Linked DNA regions of Homo sapiens: regions 2 and 3 are each linked to region 1. The links are chromatin contacts, found by Hi-C or POLR2A ChIA-PET in ENCODE. All regions are on one chromosome and are shown on one strand. Each heading gives the region's core, a stretch centred on a gene start or an enhancer-like site at or near the end of the contact. The rest is flanking DNA. Distances are from core to core; before and after follow the strand shown.

What was found. Hi-C counts contacts between places; a loop is a spot of excess contacts on that map. ChIA-PET counts read pairs that join two places held with the same protein, here RNA polymerase II (POLR2A). Pooled maps may share reads with other maps.
Region 2: a loop to region 1 is called in a pooled map, with 5 times the contacts of the local background. The contact joins the promoter of DENND5B here to the enhancer-like site in region 1. A Hi-C loop is called at or near these places in 7 of 37 single-sample maps with no recorded cell type and 6 of 50 pooled maps. POLR2A ChIA-PET finds 5 or more read pairs at or near these places in 1 of 52 experiments (activated B cell).
Region 3: a loop to region 1 is called in a pooled map, with 4 times the contacts of the local background. The contact joins two enhancer-like sites. A Hi-C loop is called at or near these places in 1 of 37 single-sample maps with no recorded cell type and 6 of 50 pooled maps. POLR2A ChIA-PET finds 5 or more read pairs at or near these places in 7 of 52 experiments (B cell, CD8-positive, alpha-beta T cell, CD8-positive, alpha-beta memory T cell and 4 more).

Annotation. Positions count from the first base shown.
Region 1 is chr12:31,746,843-31,750,774 of GRCh38, reverse strand. It overlaps LOC105369724 (a long non-coding RNA gene), which reads left to right. Exons shown (of 4, transcript XR_931501.3): 4 at 1,337-1,642. Among named protein-coding and RNA genes, the nearest start is that of AMN1-AS1, 20 kb to the right of the region's middle. RefSeq lists enhancers at 799-1,383, 1,246-1,540, 1,392-1,571, 1,592-1,661, 1,384-1,969 and 1 more. Within about 2 kb of position 1,419, at least 27 of the 41 ENCODE cell types and tissues checked have a DNase peak (open chromatin) inside an H3K27ac peak, as active enhancers do; they include CD8-positive, alpha-beta T cell, where a contact is called at or near this core.
Region 2 is chr12:31,589,025-31,592,830 of GRCh38, reverse strand. It overlaps DENND5B (DENN domain containing 5B), which reads left to right and starts at 1,695. Exons shown (of 21, transcript NM_144973.4): 1 at 1,695-2,125. The coding sequence starts at 1,999. DENND5B-AS1 (DENND5B antisense RNA 1) reads right to left here and starts at 2,908. Exons shown (of 3, transcript NR_046909.1): 1 at 2,712-2,908. RefSeq lists enhancers at 885-1,114, 3,095-3,174 and silencers at 1,545-1,834, 1,905-2,174, 2,325-2,664.
Region 3 is chr12:31,926,180-31,930,194 of GRCh38, reverse strand. No RefSeq gene overlaps it. Among named protein-coding and RNA genes, the nearest start is that of RESF1, 31 kb to the left of the region's middle. Within about 2 kb of position 1,559, at least 3 of the 41 ENCODE cell types and tissues checked have a DNase peak (open chromatin) inside an H3K27ac peak, as active enhancers do; they include CD8-positive, alpha-beta T cell, where a contact is called at or near this core.

The sequences.
Region 1 (3,932 bases), core at 170-2,669:
TTCCCGTTTTTCCACACATAGTTACATTTCTTCCCTGCTATACAAATCCCAAATTTTAGACAGTCAGGGAGTTGGATTTGGGACTGATCTCCCATCTCCTCTGCTGCAGCACTGGATTACAGCCTTCTTCCCTGGCAATACTCATTGTCTTAATGATTGGCTTTCTGTGAGGGGAGCAACAGGACCTAGACTGAATCTTGGGTGTTTTGGTAACATCTGTAAGACCGAAAATGTAACCACACCTAAACAGACCCTTTTTCAAGATAATGACTGACTCTCTCCAAGGATCATTTAAATTCCAAAGAGAACTACCTACAAGTTAATTTCTGTTCCCTGATCCAGTCATTCTCCCTAGCAATCATTTATTACCCCTCATCTAATCTAATCCCAAACCCTAAATCTAATAAAATACTTCTAAAATCTGCACCCCTAATGCCCTCCCACACTCAACCATTCCACTTACTTTGTAATTTAGAGAGGCCTAAATTTTGTTAAAATAGAGGCACAGCTAATAGATGTTTGTTACACTTACTTTCTTTCCCTTTGACATTTTCATCTACCAGGCATGATTACGTAACATAGTCCTTTTTTTTTTTTTTGTGATGAAGTCTTGCTCTGTCGCCCAGGCTGGAGTACGGTGGTGCGATCTCAGCTCACTACAGCCTCTGCCTCCCGGGTTCAAGCAATTCTCCTGCCTCAGCCTCCCGAGTAGCTGGGATTGCAGGCGTGTGCCACCACGCCCGGCTAATTTTTTGTATTTTTAGTAGAGGCGGGGTTTCACCATGTTGGCCAGGCTGGTCTCGAACTCCTGACCTCAGGTGATCTGCCAGCCTCTGCCTCCCAAAGTGCTGGGATTATAGGCATTGAGCCACTGCCTGGCCAACACGGTGAAACCCCGCCTCTACTAAAAATACAAAAAATTAGCCAGGCGTGGTGGCACATGCCTGTGATCCCAGCTACTCGGGAGGCTGAAGCAGGAGAATCGCTTGAACCCAGGAGGCGGAGGTTGCAGTGAGCCCAGGTTGTGCCACTGCACTCCAGCCTCGGCGACAGACCAAGACTCTGTCTCAAAAAAAAAAAAAAAAAGAAAAAGAAACAATGATCTTTAAGTCATGCAGACTGCCTTTGTATTTTCCAGAAGTTGGATCAACTGAGGAGTGCAAGCAGTTTCAATCACCAGGGAGCTCACCTCTTAAGCTGTAGGCGTAGTTGAATGATAGCCCATCATTGTTCTCTTGTTTGCTTTTCTATAATTGCTTATTGCTCAGGAGTTATGTAACAGGCAGTCACAAGCGCTATTGTGAAACCTGAGACTGATCTCTGAGATATTTTTCAGACTTTGCCTTCAGGTGAATCAACTGACACCAGCTTGAACAGTGACCGTGACTGCAACAAAGGAACTGACTCAACCGGTCCTCTGACCACTCCCCTGCAGGAAATGACTCAGCACATGAAGACAGTTTCAACACTCCTATGATTTCATCCCCCAACCAATCCACAACATCTGTTTCCTAATGCCCTACCTGCCAAATCATCCTTAAAAACCTTAGCCTCTGAATTCTTGGTGAGGTGGATCTGGGAAATGTATCCCGTCCTCCTCACTCTATTGCCTTGCAATAATCAAACTCTTTCTCTGCTGCAACTCCTGCTGGCTCAGTGTTTTGGTTTTATCTGTGCAGTGGGCAAGAACCAGTCAGGTGGTAACAGTTCTGATTGTTACTTTTGGGTGATTTCCCCTACAAAGAGGAAAAATACTAATTTTGAACCACCATATTCAATTCTTAAGGCTTCCTATATTCTTAGTGATAATGTCATTTTTGAAGATAACATATTTCAAAGTACAGTAGCTTTGAAGTATATTTGTATTTTGAAGATACATGTACTTGAAAAATTGAGTTTGGCAATGTGTTTCCACTAACATTAATTTAACAGGTAAGGCCGGGCGCAGTGGTTCACGCCTGTAATCCCAGCACTTTGGGAGGCCAAGGTGGGCAGATCACGAGGTCTAGGAGTTCGAGACCAGCCTGGCCAATATGGTGACACCCTGTCTCTACTAAAAATACAAAAATTAGCTGGGCGTGGTGGCTCGCACCTGTAGTCCCAGCTACTCGGGAGGCTGAGGCAGAAGAATCGCTTGAGCCTGGGAGGCGGAGGTTGCAGTGAGCCGAGATGGTGCCACTGCACGCCAGCCTGGGTGACAGAGCGAGACTCCGTCTCAAAAAAAAAAAAAATTTACCAGGTAAAAGTCATCTTGGTTTAAAATATTTTCACAACACTTTAATTTTTCATGTGGTTACCAGTGTGGCCTTATATCGCCAATGTTTAAAAAAATGTTATGGACTCCTGCCTCAGCCTCCCAAGTGGCTGGGACTACAGGCGCCGGCCACCATGCCTGGCTAATTTTTTGTATTTTAAGTAGAGACGGGGTTTCAGTGTGTTAGCCAGGATGGTCTCTATCTCCTGACCTCGTGATCTGCCCACCTCAGCCTCCCAAAGTGCTGGGATTACAGGGGTGAGCCACCGTGCCTGGCCAGAGGATAGTAGAAAATGAGAAGATTAATGCAGAAAAGTCATCAAAGCAGAAGGTAGATCTCCAGTCTTTGCCAACTCGTGCCTACCTGGATCAGACAGTTGTGCCTATCTTATTACAGGGACTTGCTGTGCTTGCAAAGGAAAGATGAGGAAACAGACTTGGAGAGGTTAAGTGACATGCTCAAGACAACACTGCTGGGTCTTGCTACGTACGTTGACCAGGTTGGAATGCAGTGGCGTGATCATGGCTCACTGTAGCCTCGACCTCATGGGCTCAAGTGATCCTCCCGCCTCTGCCTACCAAGTAGCTAGGACCACAGGCGAAGCCACCATGCCCGGATAATTAAAAAATAAAAAATTTATAGAAAAAAATGTTATCGAGGACTTTGAAAGTATTTCACTAAACCAAAACATAGTGATGAAAATAGTAATGTGAATATTAAAGTAGAGAATGTCACAAATATAAAAAATTAACAAGAGCCCCATTTTCACTGAGGAAATAGGTGAATATGATAATTTTATAGAAACAAGTAAAGAAAAATGTGAATAGAAGTATGAAAGTGGATATCTGAAAATGAGCAATCCAGCTACTCTTTTTTTTACACCATGTTTATCTTTTAAGTAAGTCTGTCAAGTTTTGACATGAAGTTAATGATGCTTTCATTTTGATTTTTTTTTTCTTTTCTTTTTTTTGAGATGGAGTCTCGCTCTATTGCCCAGGCTGGAGTGCAGTGGCGCGATCTTGGCTCACTGCAACCTCCACCTCCCAGGTTCACGCCATTCTCCTGCCTCAGAGTAGCTGGGATTACAGGCGCCCGCTGCCAGGCCCGGCTAATTTTTTGTATTTTTAGTAGAGACAGGGTTTCACCATGTTAGCCAGGATGGTCTCGATCTCCTGACCTTGTGATCCACCCACCTCGTTCTCTCAAAGTGCTGGGATTACAGGCGTGAGCCACCGCGCCCGACCTTCATTTTGATTTCTAACAAAACACTGAGCACTGGTAAACCAATTAAATTTTTCATTTCTAAAACAAAACAGCATAGTAAAAAATTAAATAATTCTTTTGCTAAAGTCAGAAAGAGGCCAAAACTAGATATCCATTCAGATTTGCACTTCTTATATCCTAAAACAGACAGTTCTTACTGCTGTCAAAAGGTTTGTAAAAACCTAATGTGAAATTATTCAAAATATGCTCAGAGAGAAAGCAAAACACACTGCTACTGGAAAATTACATTGTCAAGTGACTCATCTGACATTGTGTAACATTAGTAGCATTCATTATGAAAGAGGAATTACGGTCTTGTGTGCATGCTAGCAAATATCCTGTTCAGAATTGGATAAAGCCACCGACACTTGCCATCTGCCACAAAACATCCCCTATCAAGCTTGCCAACCATCT
Region 2 (3,806 bases), core at 446-2,945, 160 kb after region 1:
GCCAATTCTTCTTATATTTTACTAATTATTATTTTATTGATTTTTTTTTTTTTTTTTTTTTTTTAGTAGAGACGGAGTTTCACCATGTTGGCCAGGCTTGTCTCAAACTCCTGACCTCAAGTGAGCCTCTCGCCTTGGCCTCCGAAAGGACTGGGATTACAGGCTTGAGCCACTGCACCCGGCCTCATTTTATTTTTATAGAGACAGGGTCTCTCACTATTTTGCCCAGGTTGGTCTTGAATTCCTGGACTCAAATGCTCCTCCTGCCTTGGCCTCTCAAAGTGCTGGGATTACAGGCCTGAGCCACCATGGCCAGCCTCTTTCATTTCAAAATTGAAGAAAGAAAGTGAAGATACAAGCTACATTAAATGATGGTATGCACGCACATGTATCTTCTAGGAAGAACATTATTCAGTCAAATAATCGAGGTTCTCTCAGGCAACCTCTCTGGAAGGTTTGCTTGTATGTCTAGTGGTAGATGCCCCAAATCCCCAAAGAAGAAAGCAGGGAGTGGTGTGGAAGGGGTTGCCATGTGGAGATGAATTGCATTCAGTTTTCTATCTTTTAAGTTTTATTTTTACTTACATGGCCGGGCACAGTGGCTTATTATGCCTGTAATCCTAGCACATTTGGGGGCCAAGGCGGGAGGATCACTTGAACCCAGGAGTTTGAGAGCAGCCTGGTCAATACAGTGAGACCCTGTCTCTTAAAAAATTATTTTTTAAATAAATAAATGTTATTTTTTTACTTAGATGGAGACAGAGTCTCCCTCTATTGCCCAGGCTGGTCTTGAACTCCTGGTCTCATGTGATCTTCCTACCTGGGCTTCCCAAAGTGTTGAGTAAATTACAGGTGTGAGCCACTGAGCCCAGCCAGTTTTCTTTCAAAGGAAAAAGAACTGGTTGTCGAGTTCCTTCCGAGAAGGCAAAAGACAGCTGAGCAGGGCAAGAAAGCCGTGCCTTTGGGAGGAGCAGAGTTCATGGTCTAATTCCTGTTGCTTTAGCCTCCGATTGTTACTTGCGGGGAGAGCCGATAACATCGGATGGGTACAGGGCTGCGGAACTGGAGCGCCTTGGCTATTTACACTGACCTGGAAAATGTCAGGATAAATGACAGAAGGCGGGGGTTGGTGACTGCACTCCTTCTAGAAGTCTCAACGCTTTGTGGGTATTGAGTTGTGTTTTTTCCCCCTCACGGTTGACTTGTCACTAAGTCACTAAGGATGGCCTGTAAATGGGGTGACGGCTGGGGGAAGGGAGGACCTTAAAGTGAGACAGGCACCCCCACACAGGTCACAGTTTAAAAGACGATGGTTCAGACCGTTATGCGAAATGATCTCAGAGCGGCTGTTCACCTTCCCCAAAGCTGCATTAAAAGAAATAAGGATGGGTGACAACCCCTTTAGAAGACAGACCCCCACACTGAGGCTAGCCCTCTTATCGGCTGGCCAGGGCGAGGAGGGGTGTGTGCAGGGTCGCCCTCGATGCCGCAGCCGGGGCCAGTGGGCACGAATGCGGCCCCACGCCAGGCTTGGCCTCCGAACCCGCTAGGCGCGCGCGCACGGTAGAAGCGCGCGCCTCCGTCCCTCGCGAGCGCGCCCCCCACCCCTCTCCGTCGCACGCGCCGAGCCCCGGCGCCCCCGCCCGCCCCGCGCTCCCACAGCCCGAGCGCCGCTCAGCTGACCCGCGGGCGCCAGACGCGGCGGCTCTCAGCTCGCGAGCGCAGCTGCGGCTGCGAGGGCCTCTCAGGCCGACACTCCCCCCGCGCCCCTCCCCCACCCGGCCGGGCTCCGGACCCGCCGCGCGCGAGCCCGCGGCCGCTTCCCCCGCGCCGAGCGAGGAGGCAGGCTGCGGCGGCGAGAGGCGGCTGCGCGGCCATGGGCGCGCCAGTGTCGCCCTAGGGCGGGCGCACAGACCACAGCCGGAGCGGTGGTGGCAGCCTCCGCAGAAAGCCTTCCCGGGCGGCGGCGGCGGCGGCCCCTGGAGCAGCGCGGCCGGGATGAGCGGGAGCTGCGCGGCGCCCGGCCCGGGCTCGGGCTCCTCCCCGGCCGCCTGCCGCTTCGCGCACTACTTCGTGCTGTGCGGGATCGACGCGGACAGCGGGCTGGAGCCTGACGAGCTGGCGGGTAAGGCCAGGGCTGCGGCGGCGCTGAGCCCCCTCAGGGGCGCGGGGGACGCTGTGGGGACGCGCGGGAGGCGGGGTGCAGGCTCCAGACAAAGTCAGCTCCCGGTGGCGCCCTCCCGCCGCTTTCTGGCCGAACTGGCGCTCGGGCGCGATTTAATGACATTGTTATTTATTCCGCGTGCGGGCTTTGCGGCTGCGCCCACCGGGGCTTTCGCCTCCAGGCGCTGGGTTATTAATAACAGGCGCGGGGGTGGCCCCAAGGGCACGGACCCCGCCTGGCGCGCCGGCCCCTTCGCTTGCAGCCGCACTCGGAGGCGGCCGGTGAGTCACCGGGCGCGCGGGCTGCCCCCCGACCGCCGTGCCTGCCTCCCACCCGCCAGCCACCCGGCCCCGGCCGCGAAGTTTCGGCCCCGCACGTGACGCGGCTTTCGGGCCTCTTCGGGAGACGGGGAGTCGGACTCAGCTCGGCTCCCGCCGGGGTAGCGTCCGCGGAGGAGCCGGTGGCCGTGCGGAGCGAGCGCGGGGCGGGGACCGGTCGGACTCTGCCCTCTGCGCCGCCTGCCGCTCTGCGGTGCCGGCCAAGTCACCTTTTGGAATCCTGTGGATTTGGCCGCGTCTGGGAGCTGGCAGGGACCTTTGGACGCTCGGGACCCAGCACCGCGCTTTGTTGACACTGCCTACACTGTTCCCGAGTTTAAATTCAGTTGGGTGCACCGTGTGTTAGTGCCTGGTTTTCCCGGAGGGGTACCGGTCCTTCCGCTTGACTCATTTGATGGCGCAGTGCGGGGCTGTGCTGGGCAAACGACGCCGTTAAAAGGGGCCGCTAAAGGGCGATGGGCGGGGGCAGGGCAGCGGAGTGCGCAGTGTCGAGAGGAGGCCGGGGAGAAACAACTGATTTCATTTTTCACGCCTGTTCCTTTCTGCTTGCCTCCGCGGGATCTGAATCTTGATTTGTTGTTGTTGTTAAATGGGTGAGAGAAGTGACATCTACCGCCTGAACTTTGTGTTAAAGACTTAGGTCATAGCCTTTCAGAACAACTTCCTTTGGACAAATAATTCCTTATTGATTGCACTAACGTAAATTTTTCGCTTTTCCTTTGGTGGGGGTGGGGAGACTGGGAAGAATATATTAAATAATAAACAATAGTAAACAAAACTGTTCAGCCTTAAAATACAGTCCCCATCAACCCACGTCTTGGCTATCTTCTTCTTAACTCAGCTTCAGAGCAAAACATTTTCTTTTTTTCATATTCTTCGGAGGTAGAAACACAAAACATTTTCAACAAAAACTGTAAGTCTAGTTTTAGTTAAAAAAAAATTTGGAGAGATAATAGAATACCAAGTTTTTCCGTATGTGTAATTATGTAATCACATTGTTTCTTCAACTAAGATTTCATGTACATGTTAAGAATGGCTTTGTTAAAGGATATGAAGAAAAAATGTCTGCAGAGAGATTTGGAGAGATTCTTCTCGAGATTGGTGAAGGAATATTGTTATTTTTCTAGACTCCTTTCTTCCCTAAAGATCCTAAACATTTGTGGCACCAGGGTCACTTGGAGGCCTTCTGTCAGTGATGACTAATGAAAGGAAAAAAGCCTGTATTTTTCTTTTCCGTTTGCCTACTGAAGCTAAAACTGTACCTTTTAGGTGTGACCTAGGACTCTTTAGGCACAGAGAGAATG
Region 3 (4,015 bases), core at 310-2,809, 180 kb before region 1:
ACAGACAGGGCTCCATAGCACTCCATTTACATAGATGAATTTCCACAGCGCTTGCCTTAATATTGGGCTAACAATTAAGTCTAGGGAAAATCAATGCTCGGACGTCAGAACCAGAAATGAAATATATGTTCAGTAAGTGCCTTGCACAGGCTTCTCCTAAAACCTGGAGCACGTCAAGATAATGGAGACAGCCTTACATTCCTTGTACCAGGATCTGTCTCGGGTTGACATCTGGGGCGAGTCAAGGTAACATAGACAGTCCTTGAAACGATTTATTTTAAGGAGGAGGGTCTGGAGCAACTCTTAGGACCAAACCGTAGGTAAGATAAAGTAGAAGTAATTGCTCTGGTGCCAGGATCCTCCTTAAGTAAATTTAGGAGACATTTCTTAATCACCCTGGTACGAGGACCCTCACGGATTAGGTAGATTTAGAGGGCATTTTTGGCCTCTGACCTTCTAGTTGAAGCAAAATTAATTACTGATAAACTTAGGCAAATGTGATACTGCACGTAGGCATGTAGTCCAAACATGTATGAGCATGGGAAGAATTGTAATACCTTGAGTTGGTCTGGCGAATAATCTCTGATCTTCTCCCTGTATCCAGTTACAGAAATAAACTCCCTTCTTTCCCAGTCCATCTGCATCTCATTATTGGGCTGTGAGAACATACAGCCAGGCCTGGTTCGGTTCGGGAACATCTCCACCAAAATTTTTTTTTTTAATTAGCTGAGTGTGGTGGTGCTAGCCTGTGGTCCCAGCTACACAAGAGGCTAAGGCGGGAGGATAGCTTGAACCCTGGAGGTCGAAGCTGCTGTGAGCCATGATCATGTCACTGCACTCCAGCCTGGGTGACAGAGCCTAAAAGCAGGGCATAAATTTCCCATTGAGGAAGGTGCTTCCCCACCCACCCAGTACCAGGGAGAGAAGAGTGATTTTTACCAAAGATGGGAATTAACACCAAGATGAATTTGCATAAACAGATCTTTCTAAAATAGCCCTTATCTTCCATTAATTCCCCCATGTTTCCTACTCAGTGCCCCACAATTAGTTCCTTGAAGCTCAAACCCTCTTTCCTTTGTTAAAAAGGTACATAAAACCGCAAGTCTAACTACTTCTTTCCTGAGAACTCTTTTGCATGCAAATATTAATAAAAATGGTGTGCCTTTTCTCCTGTTACTATGTCTTTTATTAGTTTAATTTGCAGGCCCTCAGTTACAAAACATAAGAGGGTTGAGGAAAATTTTTCCTCTCTGACATGTTTCAGTTAAAAAGGAACCAGCCTGACCAACATGGTGAAACCCCGTCTCTACTAAAAATACAGAAATTAGCCCGGTGTGGTGGTGCATGCCTGTAATCCCAGCTACTCAGGAGGCTGAGGCAGGAGAATCGCCTGAACCCAGGAGGAGGAGAATCGCCTGAACCCAGGAGGCAGAGGTTGCAGTGAGCTGAGATCCTGCCACCGCACTCCAGCCTGGGCAACAAGAGCGAAACTCCGTCTCAAAACAAAACAAAACAAAACCAGCTGAAGAAGTTCCTTTGATTAACAGCACAGCACGGAAATGTTAGCTCTCCTTAGCCAAACCTTGAAAGATACTCTTATTTAATCACAGTTTTAAATGTTAGCTTGCTTACCTTAAAAAAAAAAAAAAGCCAGAAGTCAGATATTCATGATGTGAGATAAAATTCTTAAGTGTGGAGGGAACAAAAACTACAACCTTTTGTAAAAGTCACAAAAGGCCAATCTATTGTATCACATATCCTCAAAGAAGAGTCAGGGCATGCTGAAACATGCTGTGTTTTGTTTTTACTAACATTTTCCTTATTACAAAAATGTTACATTCTCATTAGATAAGAATACTTAAAAAAATAAAATATTATCAATATAATTAATGCACTGGTGTTTTTCCTCCTATAACTTTTCTGTGCATAGTTTTCCCTTTCTTTAATTACATGTTATAATGTAATCCTTATAAACATAATTTTAATGATTGAATATGTTTCCAAGGAAAAGAAATATAGTTTACTAAACCATTTCTCTAGTCGTGGACAAAGAGTTGATGGAGACATTTATTGTGTGTGTGCTTTTACATTGACATTTTAAAAACAAGAACTTCTGAAAAATACAAAAGTACAAAAAGTTGCAAAAATTCAATTTCCTACTTTCCTCCCCAGAAATAACCACTGTTTAATTTTATTTTGTGCATATCTTTCCAGACCTTTGTCTTTGAACATACATTCATATTGAAAGGCAAAATCCTTACACAAATTTGCTAAATTAGTTATAAGATTGCTTAACTTTCTCAGGGCAATAAAGACCTGGAACATTTGGAATTAATGTCTCTATCAGGTGGCAAAAGCATCCTAACAATGTATCAATGTTTACAGATTAATTTCTAATCTTATAGAGCAGTAGTGCAGTAGTTTTTCTGTACCTTCGTCAGATGTTGGTTCTTGTCGGCTCTTCATATTTGTGGGTTTTACATTTGAGGATTCAACCAACTGCAGATCAAAATATTTTTAAAAAAGTAGTTGGGGGCGGTGGCTCACGCCTGTGATCCCAGAACTTTGGGAGAACAAGATGGGGGAGGATCATTTGAGCCCAGGAGATTGAGACCAGCCTGAGTACATGGGGAGACTCCATGTCTACAGAAAATAAAAAAATTAGCCAGGCACTGTGGTGTGTGCCTGTGGGACACAGCTACTTGGGAGGTTGTGGTGGGAGGGTCGCTTGAGCCTGAGCAGTTAAGGCTGCAGTGAGCCGGGATCATGCCACTGCAAAACTGCACTCCAGCCTGGGTGACAGAGCAAGACCCTGTCTCAAAAAAACAAAAAACAGGCTAGGCGAGGTGGCTCATGCCTGTGATCCCAGCACTTCGGGAGGCTGAGGCGGGCAGATCACCTGAGGTCGGGAGTTCGAGACCAGCCTGACCAACATGGGGAAACCCTGTCTCTACTGAAAATACAAAAAATTGGCGGGGTGCAGTGGCTCACGCCTGTAATCCCAGCATTTTGGGAGGCCGAGGTGGGTGGATCACGAGGTCAGGAGTTCGAGACCAGACTGGCCAATATGGTGAAACCCTGTCTCTACTAAAAATACAAAAATTAGTCGGGCGTGGTGGCACTCGCCTGTAGTCCCAGCTACTCGGGAGGCTGAGGCAGAAGAATCACTTGAACCTGGGAGGCAGAGGTTGCAGTGAGCCGAGATTGTGCTACTGCACTCCTGCCTGGGCAACAAGAGCAAAACTGTCTCAAAAAAACCAAAAACAAAACAAAAAAAGAGGCCTAGCACAGTGGTGTGGAGTTCCAGCTACTCAGAAGGCTGAGGTGGGAGGATTGCTTGAGCCCAGGAGTTTGAGGCTGCAGTGAGCTATGATTGTGCCACTGCACTCCAGCCTGGGCAACAGACTGAGACCCCGTCTTTTTTTTTTTTTTTTTTTTCAGATGGAGTCTCGCACTGTGGCCCAGGCTGGAGTGCAGTGGTGCGATCTCGGCTCACTGCAAGCTCCGCCTCCCGGGTTCACGCCGTTCTCCTGCCTCAGCCTCCCGGTAGCTGAGACTACAGGCGCCTGCTACCACGCCCGGCTAATTTTTTGTATTTTTAGTAGAGACGGGGTTTCACCGTGTTAGTCAGGATGGTCTTAATCTCCTGACCCCGTGATCTGCCCACCTCGGCCTCCCAAAGTGCTGGGATTACAGGCATGATCCACCGTGCCTGGCCGAAACAGTTTATTAACATGTGCCGCCTGTATACACGCCTGACCCTGTCTCTTAAAAAAAAAAAAGATTGCTTCTGTACTGAACATGTACAGACTATTTTTTCTTGTCACTAGTCCCTAAACAATACAGAATTACAACTATTTACATAGCATTTACATTGTATTATGTATTATAAGTAATCTAGAGATGATTTAAAGTGTGTAGGAGGATGTGAGTAGGTCATATGCAAATACTATGTAATTTTACATAAGAGACTTAAGCATCCGTGGATTTTGGTAACTGAGGGTGGATCCTAGAA